3 separate regions of the Mus musculus genome follow, and regions 1 and 3 are each linked to region 2. The links are chromatin loops, found by intact Hi-C in ENCODE. Cell type or tissue: heart. All regions are shown on one strand.

Region 1 (5,000 bases), 66 kb before region 2:
CAGCAAGTGTTTTTCTTTGCTGAGCCATCTTGCCAGCCTCTTCCATGCCTTTCTTGTTAACAAACTTAATTTCTCAAATGTCTAGCTTCCTATTGTGCTGTGGTAAATCTTTCCCAAAGGTTAAAGAAGTTTAGAGAATGTAAGGGTTTATGTTCCTTAGGACATAAAAACCTTATTTGAGATTGTTATAAAAATGAGTTTAAACTGTGTATCATGATCATGGTACACACCTCTAATCCTAGCATTTGGGAGTCAGAAACAAGAGGATCTCAATGAGTTTGAGGCCAGCCTGGTCTACACAGTGAGTTCCAGGACAGCTAAGGCTACATAGACCCTGTTTCAAAAAGTTAAAAAAAAGCCGGGCAGTGGTGGCGCACATAGACCCTGTTTCAAAAAGTTAAAAAAAGCCGGGCAGTGGTGGCGCACGCCTTTAATCCCAGCACTTGGGAGGCAGAGGCAGGTGGATTTCTGAGTTCGAGGGCAGCCTGGTCTACAGAGTGAGTTCCAGGACAGCCAGGGCTACACAGAGAAACCCTGTCTCGGGAAAAAAAAAATACTAGAGGGTTGGAGAGATGGCTTATCAGTTAAGAACACTGGTTGTTTCAGAGGACCTGACTTCAATTCCCAGCAGATACATGGCAGCTTACAACCACCTGTAACTTTGATTCCAGGAGACCCATTGCCCTCCTCTGGCCTCTGCACTAGGTATGCACTTGCATGGTGCACAGACAAGCATGCATGCAAAACACCCATACACATTAAATTTTTAATTAAATTTTTTTTTTGAGACAGGTTCTCTATGTAGGACAGGCTAGTCCCAGAACTAGTAGCAACAAAAAATAATTTCATGGTTGGGGTCACCACAGCATGAAGAACTGTATTAAAAGGTCGCAGCATTGGGAAGATTGAGAACCACTGTGCTAGAGGAATGCAAGCCCTCTTCTGGTAGTGTCAGGTACCTCCACATGTGTGGCACACGCATACACCCAGACAGACATCTGCTCACAAATTTCAGCATTAAGTTATCATCTAGCATGAGTGAGGTCCTGGCTGCAATTCCTGTTGGGGGCGGAGGTGAGGGTTGAAAAAGAAGGGGAAGGGGAGAAGTCTTGCTGAGCTACCTTTCCTTGAAGTCCTTCCTTCTCCACAGCCTGAGGAATGTTTGTTTCTTATCACTGACCTGCCGGCATTGGCATGCCCTCTTCCTTTCTAGAGAAAACTTTGATCTTATTTATGACCCTCTGACTAGAGGAATTTCAGACCTCAGAGCGCTTCCAGCCTGACCAGGTCTCTTAAAGGAGAATAGACCAATAGTAGACGCAGGTGCTGGTGGGAAAACATCCTAATAATTTTATGGCCCTTCATTTGACAAGCTATGTAGAGAGCGGCTGCAGACCTCTGCTGATCTTACAACAGGATCTCTGAGAGTGGTGCTGCCTGTGGTTAAGGCTAACAGTGAGCTCTCTACTGAAAGTTTACTATTTGGAGTTCTGCTGTTGCCCTTTCGGCCGGGTTTTTTTCTCTGCTTCTTTCACTGCTGAAGAAAGGAAGTGGGGATGGTTTTCCCGGTTTGGTGCACTTAGTCCCAAGGAAGGGCTGATTTGTGGCGAGTGAAAGACAAGAAAGAGCCTGTTGTTCAGATCCCTCCTGATTTGACCAGATAACTTTGAGGAAGTCATTTGGTTTCCCTTATTTGTGTGTGTGTGTGTGTGTGTGTGTGTGTGTGTGTGTGTATGGAAATGTAATTTGAAAGGGGGTGGGGAGGAAAGGTGTCAAGGGCTGGAGAGATGGTTCAGTGGTTAAGAGCCCTGGCTTCTCTTCCAGAGGTCCTGAGTTCAATTCCCAACAACCACATGGTGGCTCACAGCCATCTGTAATGGGATCCTATGCCCCCTTCTGGCATGCAAGTGTACATGCAGACAGAGCACTCATACATAGAATCAACAAATCTTTAAAAACAACTGTGAAATCAAGGCAGGATTTCACTCACTCTGTAGCCTAAACAGGCTTTGAACTTTGAATTGTTCTGCCAGTGCCCTTTGAGTCTATGGGCGAGTCCTGTGTGTTAAAAGACAATTATATCTCAATCAAGATAATGAATGATTTAGTATATGGAGTGCTAGTAGTTTGTTAATATTCTAAAGAAGTACTGGACTGAAGATTATAGAGAAAGTACACTTGCTACATAACCAAATAGATGTTTTTCTGATAAATACTGGACTGTTCAGATTCCCTTACATACGTCACGGCAGGAAAACCCTTTGTTGTTTCTGCCTTAAAAATGCCTTCTGAATGTCTCCATGTCCTTACTATATGAATTTTCTGGAGGAAATACAGATTGGGGAATCTGATTGCTTTGGGAAATGAAAAACCTCCTGCTAAGACACTTTCTTTCCCCTTCAGTGTTCTTTTCTGTCTCAGGTTCACAAATGTTGTTCTGTTGAGACATGGTCTCATGTAGCCCAGGCTAGCCTCAAACTCTCCGTGTGGTCAAGCATGAACTGAACAGAATTCTGGTCTTTCTTCCTTCACCTCTCAAGTTCTAGACATGTCTTTGAATAGTGCCCTCCCTCCCTTCCTCTGAGGAACGTGTATAGAGGGCAGGCTGACTTGCAGAAAGAAAAGTACCGCTGCTGTCAGGGCTCCGACTAGGTTTTCTGTCCTCTGGAGAGTTCTTGCTGTCAAGGAGAGGCCTGAGGTTTGGGGTTGAGCTGGTCTTTGGCCGTGAGAACAGGTGCTCCTCCTCCCAGACTTTAAGGTCCATAGAGCTGAGATCATGACAGCCAGGAAGGAGAGCCCCTTTGCCATGTCTTCTAGAGTTCTTTGAGAGAGTGACAACCCAAAGCCACAATCGCCAAGACACTATGGACTCACCAAGACACCACCAACTCACTAGGACACTGCTGACTCGCCTGGTCCCTTTGCTTGGGTTTTTGTGACCGTAACGGGAGGGCTGCTGTGGTCTGTCGGGGAAAATCAGGAGTTCCCTGAAGCTGGGTAGATAAGGGCTAATCAGAAGCCAGCAGGGTGGGTGTGAGCAGAGAGGAGGCCTCCAGTCATCCCATCCAGAGCTACCCGGGAAGTCAGAGTCATTGTCCAGGTCCCAGGACCCACCTCTGACTTTACTTAGTATTTTGTAGACCACCGAGACAAAGGGAATTAAAAAAGTGGTTCAGCAAGTTGGCATTTGCTTGTCTTGTCTGGTTCCCAGATGCTGTCAGTTCTGACTACAGCTTTCACTTCAAAGGGGGCGTATCAGCCAGACTGAGCCATTCACTTGCCCAGAGTTAAGAATTGTGATGGCTCAAGGGCACATGCGGCAGACGAATGGCACGATTAGTTGGAAGAAACACATAGAAAGGGAAGACAGTGTGTCCTGGAGGGCTAAGTCAGCGTCACCAGCAGACCCAGCATAGGGAGGTGGAGAGGCCTCACTCATTTAGTCAGCAGGTTGTCTGGTGGCATCCTTCTTGTGTACTGTCAGCTGGGGGATAGCCTGGAAGTGAGGGCAGAGCATTTCTACCCCTGTGGTCCCTCCTAGGGGAAGGTTTTGTGCTTCTATTCTGATAGGGGATGAGGGTCACCCTTCACATTTTACTATGCAGAGGAGTCTTGCTTTTTCCAGCCCCTCATCTAAGGTCTCAGCCGCAAACAGGGCCCTCTAGCCTGGGCTTCCAGTCTGCAGAGTGGCAGTGAAGAGCATGCCTTTTGACTCTGGGACTTTTTATACAGTGCTTTTGTTCGAGGAGCGTTCATGTGGGATCCTCCCATGAATTCAATTTCCCCAAGCATGAGCAGCACCTTAAATTATTCAGAGAGCTGTCCCTTCTCGAATTCCCCTCTTTCCCCCTTTCCCTTTGTTACCTTGAGTGAGCAGTTGGTTGCCCTGGGGGGTATTGTTCCTCCTCTGGTGACACAGACACTGCCTGTGGAAGGAGCCTGGACATTGTTCCCAGGTGCCTTAGTTACCTGCATCAATTAAGAATAGCTCTTTGAGGTAGGGAGCGACCTCATTATGGAGATGAGCTGTACAGGTGGCGTTGGAGTAGCCGAGGTTGTGAGTGTGGAGTGGTGAACAAGCAAGCAGAGAACTGGGCTGTAAATTAATCTCTGTATGTTACTGGACACAATTCTTTGTTACTTTAATAAAAGTCAAACACATTCTAATAAATAGCAGTATGGAGGACTATTCTTTTTCACCCTCCAGGTGTTCCAAACACTATAATTTATAGGCTTTTAAACATATTACTTAATTCTGTGTCTAGTAAGTGGAAACTTTGAAAGATGAGAAAAGAGAAAATGTATTTTCACCTCATAAAACTGCTGATTGTGAGGGCTCTTCCATTTGTTTGTTTGTTTTTTCCCTGAAACAAATATGTAGATCAGGCTGCCCTTGAACTCAAAGATTCTCTTGCTTCTCCCATGTGCTTAAGCTAAAGGTGTTTGCCACCGTGCTGGACCTAGAATCTATGTTTTAAAAAATGACTTTGGAGGCGGTTTAGTGTAGCTCAAGCTGGCCTCAGGTTTGTTGTGTGGGAGAGTTTGAGCAAGAGCTCCCAGTCCTCGTGCCCGTGTCTTAGTGGTTGTGTGCCGCCATGTCTGGCCCAGGGGGTTTGCATGCTAGACAAGCGCAGTCCCAATGAACTGCATCCCTTTTAAATGTGCTCTTGTGATGATCAGGCTGGCCTTGAACTCCAGATCCTCCTGTCTCTGCCAGGATTATAGGTGTGGACCACTGTATTCAGCTTTATACAGGAACTAGCTACTCTTAGGCAGTAAGGACAGGGTTAGGATAATGAACTAATCATTCATGGAACACAGGTGGCCTCTGGAACTGTGGACTCTTTACTGTTTGGGTACCGGACATGCAGATGACCTGACTCCTAGTAATTCCCACCCTAAAACCTATGAAAGCCCACTGGGCAGGGCACTGGACAGTCCGCCCTTGGTGCCCTTCCCACTCTTGGGAATTTTCTCTCACATTTCCTTAATAAAACTGC
Region 2 (5,000 bases):
CTAGGATTTAAAAAGGGGAGAGAGAGAGAGAGAGAGAGAGAGAGAGAGAGAGAGAGAGAGAGAAGAGAGAGGGCAAAGGTCTTGAGGCAGATCCTGCACCAGCACATATGAGGGGCAGGCACAAGGGGGCCAGAGCATCTGCCTCAGAGCTAAGGAAGGGTGATGGGCTAAGGAAATGGGAAAAACCTCCTATAGGCCGTGCAGCGATCCCAAAGTGTGCCCAGTGTAGGGTAGGACATGGGCAAAATGGAAGCTGGCACAGCTTTGACTCTCAGTGCCACGCCTTGCCGGCAAGGTGGTTGCTGCAGGCTTGCTTTGTCTGGCTGAGACTCCTGCTGTTGGTGGATCCTCTCTGCCTGTGATCTCTCAACAATATTAGGATATGGTTATGATGGGCTCTGTGTGAGAAAAGAGACATGCCACAGGCCTGAATTAGCAGACCATGGTTGCTCTAACATCCTGCCACGAATGGTGGAGCCTCCCAAGACCCTCAAACACCGACAGTTGCTCAGGGCTGAGGCCGGTCTTGCATTTGGGGCTGGCGCCACCTGGCGGCCGCAGAAGACATTGCTGCAATCTGGAGGGCACCGAAGCGCGATTGATTCGTGGTGATGTTAGAGCAGGTTTGGCCGTTTTCACATGGGTTCTGGGGTTACGCTCAATTTGTCAGGCTAGCATGGCGAGTCCCCTATCTGCTAAGCCATTTCACCAACCCAATCTTGCCCTTGATGCAAAGCCTCTCACCTGGCCCCGAAACTCAGGCGAGGTGAGCCTGGATGGCCAGCATGGGATTACTGGTGCACACCACCAAGGGTGGCTTTTCTCACGTGTGCCAGGAACTGAACTCAGGGCCCTGTGCTTCTGTGCTGAGTGAGCCGTCTCTCCAGCTCCCTCTCTTCTGAGATTGGTGCGCATGTCACAGATGTCACTTTAGCACCCTCGGGTGCCTCTGATTCCCTATGTCAGCTGACTGGGGCATCACAGGTGTGGTCTCTGCCGTGCTGTGCCGCAGGATCACCAAGTGCACACGGTTCCTAGCTTCTGCCCTCACCCATCTCCTCTTGGTGAACAGCTCCCTGAGGACACTGCTGTTCCTGATGTCACCACTGTCCCCTCAGGCAGCACACAGAACAGTGACTGCCGAACAGTAGGAGCCCTGCAAAAGTTTGTTCTGTACTTGGGTAAATGAATGTGCAGCTCAGTGCAGTGGCGTGAAGAGACCGATTCCTCTCTTACACCATGGACCCTATTCCACTCCTAATAAACAGGCGATCTCTTTGAGCCTTACTGTAATAGGCGCTGTTCCCACCTGGCATGGTAGCGCACACCTTTAATCCCAGCACTTGGGAGGCAGAGGCAGGCGGATTTCTGAATTCAAGGCCAGCCTGGTCTACAGAGTAAGACACAGAGTACACAGAGAAACCCTGTCTTGAAAAAACGAAAACAACAACAACAAAAAAAAATAAATAAAAAGCATTGCTCCCATTGTGGCTGGGAAGGTGACTCAGTGGTTAAAAGAACTTCTTGTTCTTCCAGAGGATCTGAATTTGATTCATTGAGCTCAGGAGACCAGGGGGTCCACTACCTTCTTGCTTTCAAGGGCATCTTCACACATGTGGCACAAGTGCGCGCACACACACACACACACACACACACACACACAGATATTAAAAATTTCCCTCTCATGTTCTGAGAATTGAAATATATAGTAGCCTATGTGTACTCCCAGGAAAGCCCAGGCTCAGCACATAGTGGGTTCTCAACAAATGTGTATGGTTGACCAGGCTCTAGGACAATGGTTCTGACTACTGTCAGGACAAACAGTAGGTGCTTAACAAAGGCAGTTTCTTACCTTAGTCATCATGCCCCACCCCCCTTCTTCTCTAGTTCTAATCCCTGCAGGGGAGAGCTGTGTTCAGCCTGGTTGCTCCTCCCATAAACACAGTAGGTGCTCATTAAATACTGGTGTTGAGGGTGTTCTGCCAAGCACTCAGAGAGGCTCAGATCCAGACTGTCGTTCTGCATGGTGGCCAGCAGGGGGAGCCTGGAGCCTGGGGTTCCGCGTTGGCTGCAGGGACCCACAACCCAGAGTGAGCTTCTGCCTACCTCTGGTACCCAGGTACTCTCCTTATGCTCTCCTCGGATCACCTGACCTGGGTGAGTGGGCTCTATTGGACCCTTTTCCTGCACAGAACACTCACTCCTCCCCACAAATATTGCTCCCTGAAGTCTTCACCGTGCTAAGGCGACCCATGGCCATCCGTGCTAGTCAAAGGTGGTGGGCACGGCTGGACAAGGCTGTTCACTAGCCAGAGGTAACACTTTCCCACCATTGCATGGCAGGGATGTGGAGGCGGGTCCCATGCCTCGGGACAAGAGTGACTGTCTTGAACATCTGTGCCTGCCCCACAAAGGAAAAGAGGTGCCATCTGTGACTAAAAGAGGGCGCTGTAGGGCTTAACCGTGGGCTGAAATGGCCATCTTCGTGGCACCGTTATGGAAATGGCCGCTCTGAGGAACATCCCTGCAGGCTCCAGCTGCTGGCCTGTCCTCTGCCAGAGCCCTGCCCGAGGCTGGTCCAGAGGGAGCCCAGAATGCCACCAAGCGATAAACTGTGCCCTATACAGATTCTGAGCTGCTGCAAGAAACTCCTCTGGCCTCAAGTGGCTACAGGTTAAATCCTTGGCTTATCTGAGGCCTCCAAACCCTGTACGTCCACCAGAACCTTGTGCAGGCTCAGGGTAGGGTGGGGTGGGGAATCCTGGGATAGAGCTGTCCTGGAACTCACTCTGTAGACCAGGCTGGCCTCCAACTCAGAAATCTGCCTACCTCTGCTTCCCAAGTACTGGGATTAAAAGGTCCGCCCAGGCCCAGATGGAGACCCCTTGAGGCAGGATATACAGCTGGTGCTCAGGCAGGCTCCGGAGCCTTCATGTCTGTTGGAGGCTCCATTTCTTTACTTTATTTGTGTCTCTTTTGTACAGCAAAGCATTCTCTGCACCGCCAACTCTTTCCTGGGCAGGGCTTGGAAACCCATTTCACATGGGCAATAATTTTAGGGACAAGGAAGGGCTGAAATTACAGGCCATTCTGCCACCCACTCCCGCTGGGACAACGCACAGGGCCAGCTCAGAATTTCCTGAAGCTGGGATGTTTCCTGTGCCAGGAGGATGAAGCGTCCTGCGCTGAGTGTACTCAGGACAAGGACATACGGGTCCTAAACGGTGTCTGTGGCCTCAAAGGGTGATGACCAACAAATCAACTCCCTGCCACCTGGACTCAGAATCACCCAGAGTTATCCCAGGTCAGCTGTTCCAGAGAGAGCACCCCAAAATTGTGGCTTGGCCCCAGTGCAACAATGGATATATATGGTTTTGTTTGTTTGCTTTGTTTTGTTTTCTGGGGTTAAAGAAGGATTTTTTTTTTTAAAGCATTCCTCGGGCTGGAGAGATGGCTCAGCAGTTTAGAGCACTGACTGCTCTTCCAGAGGTCCTGAGTTCAATTCCCAGCAACCACATGGTGGCTCACAACCATCTGTAATGGGGTCCAATACACTCTTCTGGTGTGTGTCTGAAGACAGCTACGGTATACTCATATAAATAAAAATAAATAAGTCTTTTTAAAAAAAAAAGCATTCCTCGGGGCTGGAGATATGGCTCAGCGGTTAAGAGCACTGACTGTTCTTCCAGAGGTCCTGAGTTCAAATCCCAGCAACCACATGGTGACTCACAACCATCCGTAATGAGATCTGATGCCCTCTTCTGGAGTGTCTGTAGACAGCTACTTACATATGATAAATAAATTAAAAAAAAAAAAAAGCATTCCTCACACGAGGGGTCGCGGAGACATGGGGAGTAGGGGGGTCATCACTCCCAGGGCAAGCAAGCCACCGCTACAGCCTATCTCACCCTGCACCCACCTGATGAAGTTTTGTGGGTGGTGTACAGCAAGGCGATGAAGACCCGGTCCTTGTGCCAGAGTTGAGCGGATAGCCGGAATGCACATAAGAACACTTGCTAGGACACTCTCTGCCTGGATGCCCTGGGGCTCTGGGACATGGCCCAAGGTTCTGTGTGAATGGATGGAAGGGAAGTTTCTGGGAGCTGGTCCACCACTGTCTGTTTGATCGTCAGGCAGCGTGTTCTGAGGTTCTGGGGTTGGAGTTCACTCAAGCTTGTGCCTGTCCGTCCGCATTACTGTGAGCGACATGCTCAGCCCCTCAGAAGACTCTTAATTAGAAACAAATCAATGTTGCGAGAGGGCTGGCCAGATGGCTCGGCTGGTAAAGGCGTTGTCACAGGCTGAGGGCTTGATCCTATCTCCAGCATCCCACGTGGTGGAGAGTGAGAATCGAGTCTTTGATGGTTCATTTTGATCTCCACAAGTGTGCTGTGGTCTTCAGAAGTGCATGTTTATACACACACCATATAAATAAATAATACATAAGATTTTTTTAAAATGGCACCACACATGTTGGTAGATCAAGAAGTATAAAAAAAAAGTTGGCTTTTTTTTTTTTTTTTTGTCTTTTAAGTTTAAGAAAAGCCCAGCTGAATGTGATGGCATATCTCTTCAATTTCAATAATCCCAGTACTCGAGAGGCAGAGAGGAAAGTGGATCTCTGTGAGTTTGAGGCCAGCTTCATCTACATAGTCAATATACCAGGGCAGCTAGAGCTGTGTACTGACACCCTGTCTAAAAATAAAAAAAAAAAAAGAAGAAGAAGAAGAGAAAGGAAGAGAAAGGAAAAGAAAAGAAGAGAAAGGAAAAGAAAAGAAAAGAAAGAAAGAGAGAGAGAGAGAGAGAGGAAGGAAGGAAGGAAGGAAGAAAGATGTAATCCTGTAAAGAAGGCTCAGCTGTTAAGAGCATCAACCACTCTTTCAGAGGGCCTGGGTTCAATTCCAAGCACCCACATGGTGGCTCACAGTTGTCCTTGACACCAGTTCCAGAGGCTCTAAAGTCCTCTTCTGGTCTCCCTGGACACCAGGCACACACATGGT
Region 3 (5,000 bases), 140 kb before region 2:
GAATACCAACTGAGGTCCTCGTGCTTGCGTAGCAAGCGCATTGCCCACTGGGCTTTCAACACCGAAGATAACTTGAACTGTCTAGTCTGTATTGCTTAAAACTGGCCTGGTACTGCTGAGGTCTTTATGGGACCTTCTGGGTGTTCTCCTTCAGGGCCCCTTCCACCCTAGGTAGTTCCCCCCCCCCCCCCCACTTAATAACGCTTAACAGATATGTCACTTTCCCAAAGAACGATCCTTCTGTCTCATCCTCTTGAGCAGTTGGGACTGGAGGGTGAGAGACACCCCTCCCCACCCCCATTCAGGCATCTGTCTACTTCTGTACAGGGGTGGAACCTAGGGCAACACATATGGCAGGCAGGTGGTCTTCCATTCAGCTAACATGCCCAAGTTCTCTGTAGAGACCTACTGTATGCTGAGATGTACCTTGTGGGGTTCAGACTATACAAAGGAACTAGGAAAGCCAGGTATAAGGCAAGATAAAATTAAACGAACAAGGGAAGCCTCACACATTAGCTGAGAACAAAAATTCCAGCACAATTAATGTGTGCCAAGAAGGCTGCCCACGTAAAAAAATTTTCATATATGGATATTAAAACTAAGACTGCTGAGATGATTCTGGGTAACAGCTCATGCCACCAGCCGAATGACCTTAGCTTAGTTTCTGTGACACACATGGTGAGAGAGAACTGACCCTTGCAAATTCTCCACACATGGATATGACATGCACACACACTGCTGGATTCTTTGTCAACTTGACAAAAGCTAGAATCATGGAGAGAGAGAGACCATCAATGGAGGAAATGTCTCCATAAGATTCTGCTGTAGGGCATTTTCTTAATTAGTGATTTTTGGAGAATGGCCCAGCCCATTGTGGGTGGGGCCATCCCTGGGCTGGTGGACCTCAGTTCCATAAGAAAGCAGTTTGAGCAGACCAGTAAGCAGCACCCTTCCATGGCCTCTGCTTCAGCTCCTGCCTCCAGGTTCCTGCCCTGCTTGGGTTCCTGTCCTGACTTCCTTTGATGATGGACCGTGCTGTGGAAGTTTATGGCCAAATAAATCATTTTCTCCCCAAGTTGTTTGATCATGGTGTTTCCTTGAAGCAGTAGAAATCCCAAGACACACATCCCAAATAAATGGAATTTTTAAAAACAAAGAACTTGAGAAGGCTTGAACCGGCTGAGTGGTGGCATGTACCTTTAATCCCAGTACTCTGGAGGCAGAGACAGATGGATCTCCTGGGTTTGAGGCCAGCCTGGTTTACAGAATAAGTTCCAGAGCCAGCTGGGACTACATAAAAGACCCTGTCTCAAAGGGTGGTAATAGTAAACAAAGGGCTAGAGAGATGGCTCAGTGGATAAGAACCCTGGTCTCTCTTCCAGAGGTCCTGGCTTCAAGTACCAGCACCACCTGGTGGCTCGCAATGAGCTGTTCCAGGGGATTTGGTACCACCTACTGGCCATTGCAGGTACTGCATGTACATACTGCATAAATATATGTACATACAGGCAAAACACCCATACATATCAATAGAAAAATTTTAAAAATAGTATACTGGGGCCTGCATGTGGTGGTCAGAGGACACTTGTGGAGTCATTTCTATCCTACCTCTGGGTTCTAGGTCCTGAACTCAGGTCTTCAGGCTTGGCTTATGAAGTAGATAGGCTATTCCACCTGCTGTGGAGCCCGTCTCTGCACCTCCCAGCAGTAAGATGTCCTCTTTTTTTTTTTTTTTAAAGATTTATTTATTATATGTAAGTACACTGTAGCTGTCTTCAGACACACCAGAAGAGGGCATCAGATCTCATTACGGATGGTTGTGAGCCACCATGTGGTTGCTGGGATTTGAACTCAGGACCTTCAGAAGAGCAGTCAGTACTCTTAACCGCTGAGCCATCTCTCCAGCCCCAGTAAAGTGTTCTTAAGGCCTGAGCACAGACAGATTACTGAGAGCATGACCTCGCTCCCCACTCACACATTTCCTGGGACTTTCCCAAAAAGACAGATTTCTGTTAGAGAAAGCACCCAAGTTTCCCGTGCAGCCCCTGGGAAAGAGAGTTTCATCTCCTCGGCTACAGTCCCACCATCCTTGGCACATCAGGGCCCAACCACCCAAGAAATTCCTTAGCCGCACTGTGAGCCCTGCCTTCAGAAGTCAGGGGCAGCAGGTAGCTGGGGTTTCTAAAAGCAGCCCAGCTCTCTTAAGCTCACAGCCAAGTGTTCACAGGTGTTTTACCCTTTCCTGGTGCCTCTCTTAAAGAAAACTTCTAAGGGACCAGTGAGTTGGCTCAGGAGGTAAAGGGGCCAATGCCAAGCCCTACGGAACAGAACTAACTCCTGAAAGCTGCTCTGTGGCCTGCACATGTGTGTATGCATACACCAAAGTGTCAAACACAAAACACAGGAAAACGACCTCGTCATACTCATCTTGAATTTTTTTTTCTGTGGCCAGGCCAAAAGTCCTGGGCCTAGGCTGGTAGTGCTTGTGGGTTAAATGGGCCTGCCACCAAGACTGAGGGGCTAAGCTTCACCTGGGACCACATGGTGGGGAAAAAAAAAAAACCAACAACTTTGTTCTTCAGTCACCATATATGTGCCTTGTGGTGGCATGTATGCCTCCCACACACAGTAAATAAATGTCCTGTTCCTTTCGAATCTTGGGACTGAGCATATAGTTCGGTTGGCAGAGTGCTTGCTCAAGTACATGAAAGTTTAAGCCCTAGTCCTGGGGAGACTGAGCTAAAAGGACCAGAGGGTCAAAGGTCATCATCCCCGGCTGTTTAGTGAGATTGAGGCCAGCCTGGGCTACATCAGAGGCCAGCCTGGGCTACATCAGAGGTCAGCCTTGTCTCGAAAGCAGAAAAGAAAAAGAATTCTTCCTGGATTTACCTGAGAGGAAGTCTCTGGAAAGAACTAAGGCTGCAGACTGCAGGGGGCAGTATAGAGCTGTCTCCAGCCACACCGCAGGGTCACCAATAGTGTGAGAGCCCATACCTGCTTGTAATCCAATCTGGCCAATCTGGCCAATCTGGCCAGACTCTGTCAAAAGGGAGAGGGGAAGCACGAGTATTGGGCTTCTGGATCTGCCATTCAGAAGGCATTGCAAGTTCAAGGTCATCCTGCTGTGACTGGCCAGTTCCAGGCCCACCATGATTGTGCATCCAAATCTCTCGTCCCCAAAAGTCAGACAAGGGCTTCAGATCCTCTGAAACGGGAGTTCCCGGTGGGTGTGAGCCACTGTGCCGGTGCTGGGAATGGGACCCATGTCCTCTGCAAGAGCGACAAGCGCTCCTAACAGCTGAGCCTTCTTTCCAGCCCCTCAGGAAAAATGCCAATAAGTTCACCCGGGCCGTGTTGGGAAGTGGAGGAAAGGGTTGGGGAGATGGCTTGGCAGTATAAGGTGCTTTTCAGCCTGAGCTAGGTCCATCGGAGTCATGTAAAGATGGAAGAAAGTCCTCTGACTTCCACATGCACGGAGTCACACACACACACACACACACACACACACACACACAGAGAACTATAAATAAACATTTAAAACTAAGTCAGCCAGGGGTGGTGGCACAAGCCTTTAATCCCAGCACTTGAGAAGCAGAGGCAGGTGGAGCTCTGTGAGTTCCAGGCCAGCCTGATCTACAGAGTGAGTTGCAGGACAGAGCCAGGGCTACACAGAGAAACCTAGTCTCAAAAAATACAGTAAATAAAATAAAATAAAATAGTTCATGGGAGGGTTTCCTTTGGAAGAGAATCGGCTTGGCTGCTTAAGGGTGGTTGGGCAGTTGATTGGCCTAGGGTGGAAGCCCCTGAACCAGGAGGCCTGTGCTTTGACCCACACTGAGCTGATGGCAGGTGGACAAAGATAATGTGGCAGAGGTGGCAAGAGGTGGCCTCCTGGTGCAGACAGAAGTCTGAGTTGGGCCTGGTGGCAGAAACAGGCTTTCACCTGCCAAGGCTTAGGGCTGTTAACAAAAGACACAATAAAAAGAGTGCTTCAGATCTGCCCGCTTGACTCTGAGCTCTTCCTATAGGTGTGATACTGTTGTTTCCTTAATTCCTTATCAGTCATGCCAGCAGATACCAGTATGTCCAAAAGACACAGAGAAGCCAAGATGTCACACAGCAAGCCACTGTCGTGACTGGGATTTAGGTGCAGCCTGGTGTGGACAGTAACTGCTCATGGCTGCCTTGTTTGTCTGCCTCTACACTGGGGCCAAGACCTTCCTTTCATTGGCAGCCCTATGCTCAGTGAGATGTAGCCTTGGCTCTGAGAGGAATAGCCTGGGGCTCTGGCTGGTCACACTGGTTAAGAGCCCCATAGCTCAGATTCTCAGAGAGCTGCCCCTCTAACCCACCCACTGGCCTGCTAAACCAATGCTGAGCTGGGGTTCTGTGAAGGTCATTGGCCTCCCGGTCACACCCCTGCTAGGCCTGGTGCCAACCTCAGCCAACCTTCGGGCTGCTACAGACCTGCCCTCTGGCCTGTGGGAAAGTCCTAGGCTCTTCTCACCTATTCCTGGGTTATTGCCCCAGGAAGGCAAATAGAGTCTTTGAACTTGAGCATGTGTCGTACCAGGCAGAGAGGTCACTGTCAGAAGAGCACAGGCAGCAGAGGCGCCAGGATGCCCGGTCCAGCACCGCTGGAGCTCCAGCCTGCAGCTGCTCTGACAGCACCCCTCCCTAGAAGGCCGTCTGGCTGCAGGGCAAGCTCTGGCCCTGTTCTCTCTTGGTCTTTCCCCTCCTTGTCTGTAAACTTTTTGTTGTCTCAGTTGAAATGCCACCCGGTGGGAGCCCTCCCCTGTTTACTCAGGCTGCATGGCTGTGTCTAAGGAGCCGACAGGAAATATGGTGGGGTTTGGAGCCTGGGCCCCGTGGGGTATAACCCCCACGTCACAGTAGGCGAATGCCTGAGGGTCAACTGCCTTAGGATGAGACCTTTTACATGGTGAAAGGCTTGCGCTGTGGGCTACAACTCTGAGGTTGAGCTCTCAGCCAGCCTCTTG

What was found. Hi-C counts contacts between places; a loop is a spot of excess contacts. Peaks named below come from ENCODE experiments on the same cell type or tissue, not always from the same donor. Only the 100,000 strongest peaks of a DNase experiment are listed, where the experiment ranks them.
Region 1: a loop joins it to region 2, with 3 times the contacts of the local background. A loop is called at or near these places in 10 of 42 quality-filtered maps.
Region 3: it touches region 2 in a loop (10-fold over the local background); 27 of 42 quality-filtered maps call a loop at or near these places.

What each region holds. Positions count from the first base shown.
Region 1 is chr2:167,341,938-167,346,937 of GRCm38, reverse strand. All of the region lies in intron 1 of B4galt5 (UDP-Gal:betaGlcNAc beta 1,4-galactosyltransferase, polypeptide 5), which reads left to right. Among named protein-coding and RNA genes, the nearest start is that of B4galt5, 4.7 kb to the left of the region's middle. In heart, a CTCF peak has its summit at 1,909 (motif pointing left); no DNase peak of the experiment used is centred here; H3K4me3 peaks cover 348 bases; H3K27ac peaks cover 2,715 bases.
Region 2 is chr2:167,276,378-167,281,377 of GRCm38, reverse strand. No RefSeq gene overlaps it. Among named protein-coding and RNA genes, the nearest start is that of Ptgis, 38 kb to the right of the region's middle. In heart, a CTCF peak has its summit at 2,031 (motif pointing right); DNase peaks (open chromatin) are centred at 567 and 2,057; H3K27ac peaks cover 327 bases; H3K27me3 peaks cover 774 bases.
Region 3 is chr2:167,415,827-167,420,826 of GRCm38, reverse strand. No RefSeq gene overlaps it. Among named protein-coding and RNA genes, the nearest start is that of Slc9a8, 3.4 kb to the left of the region's middle. In heart, a CTCF peak has its summit at 2,930 (motif pointing right); DNase peaks (open chromatin) are centred at 245, 1,426, 3,016 and 4,506; H3K4me3 peaks cover 506 bases; H3K27ac peaks cover 872 bases.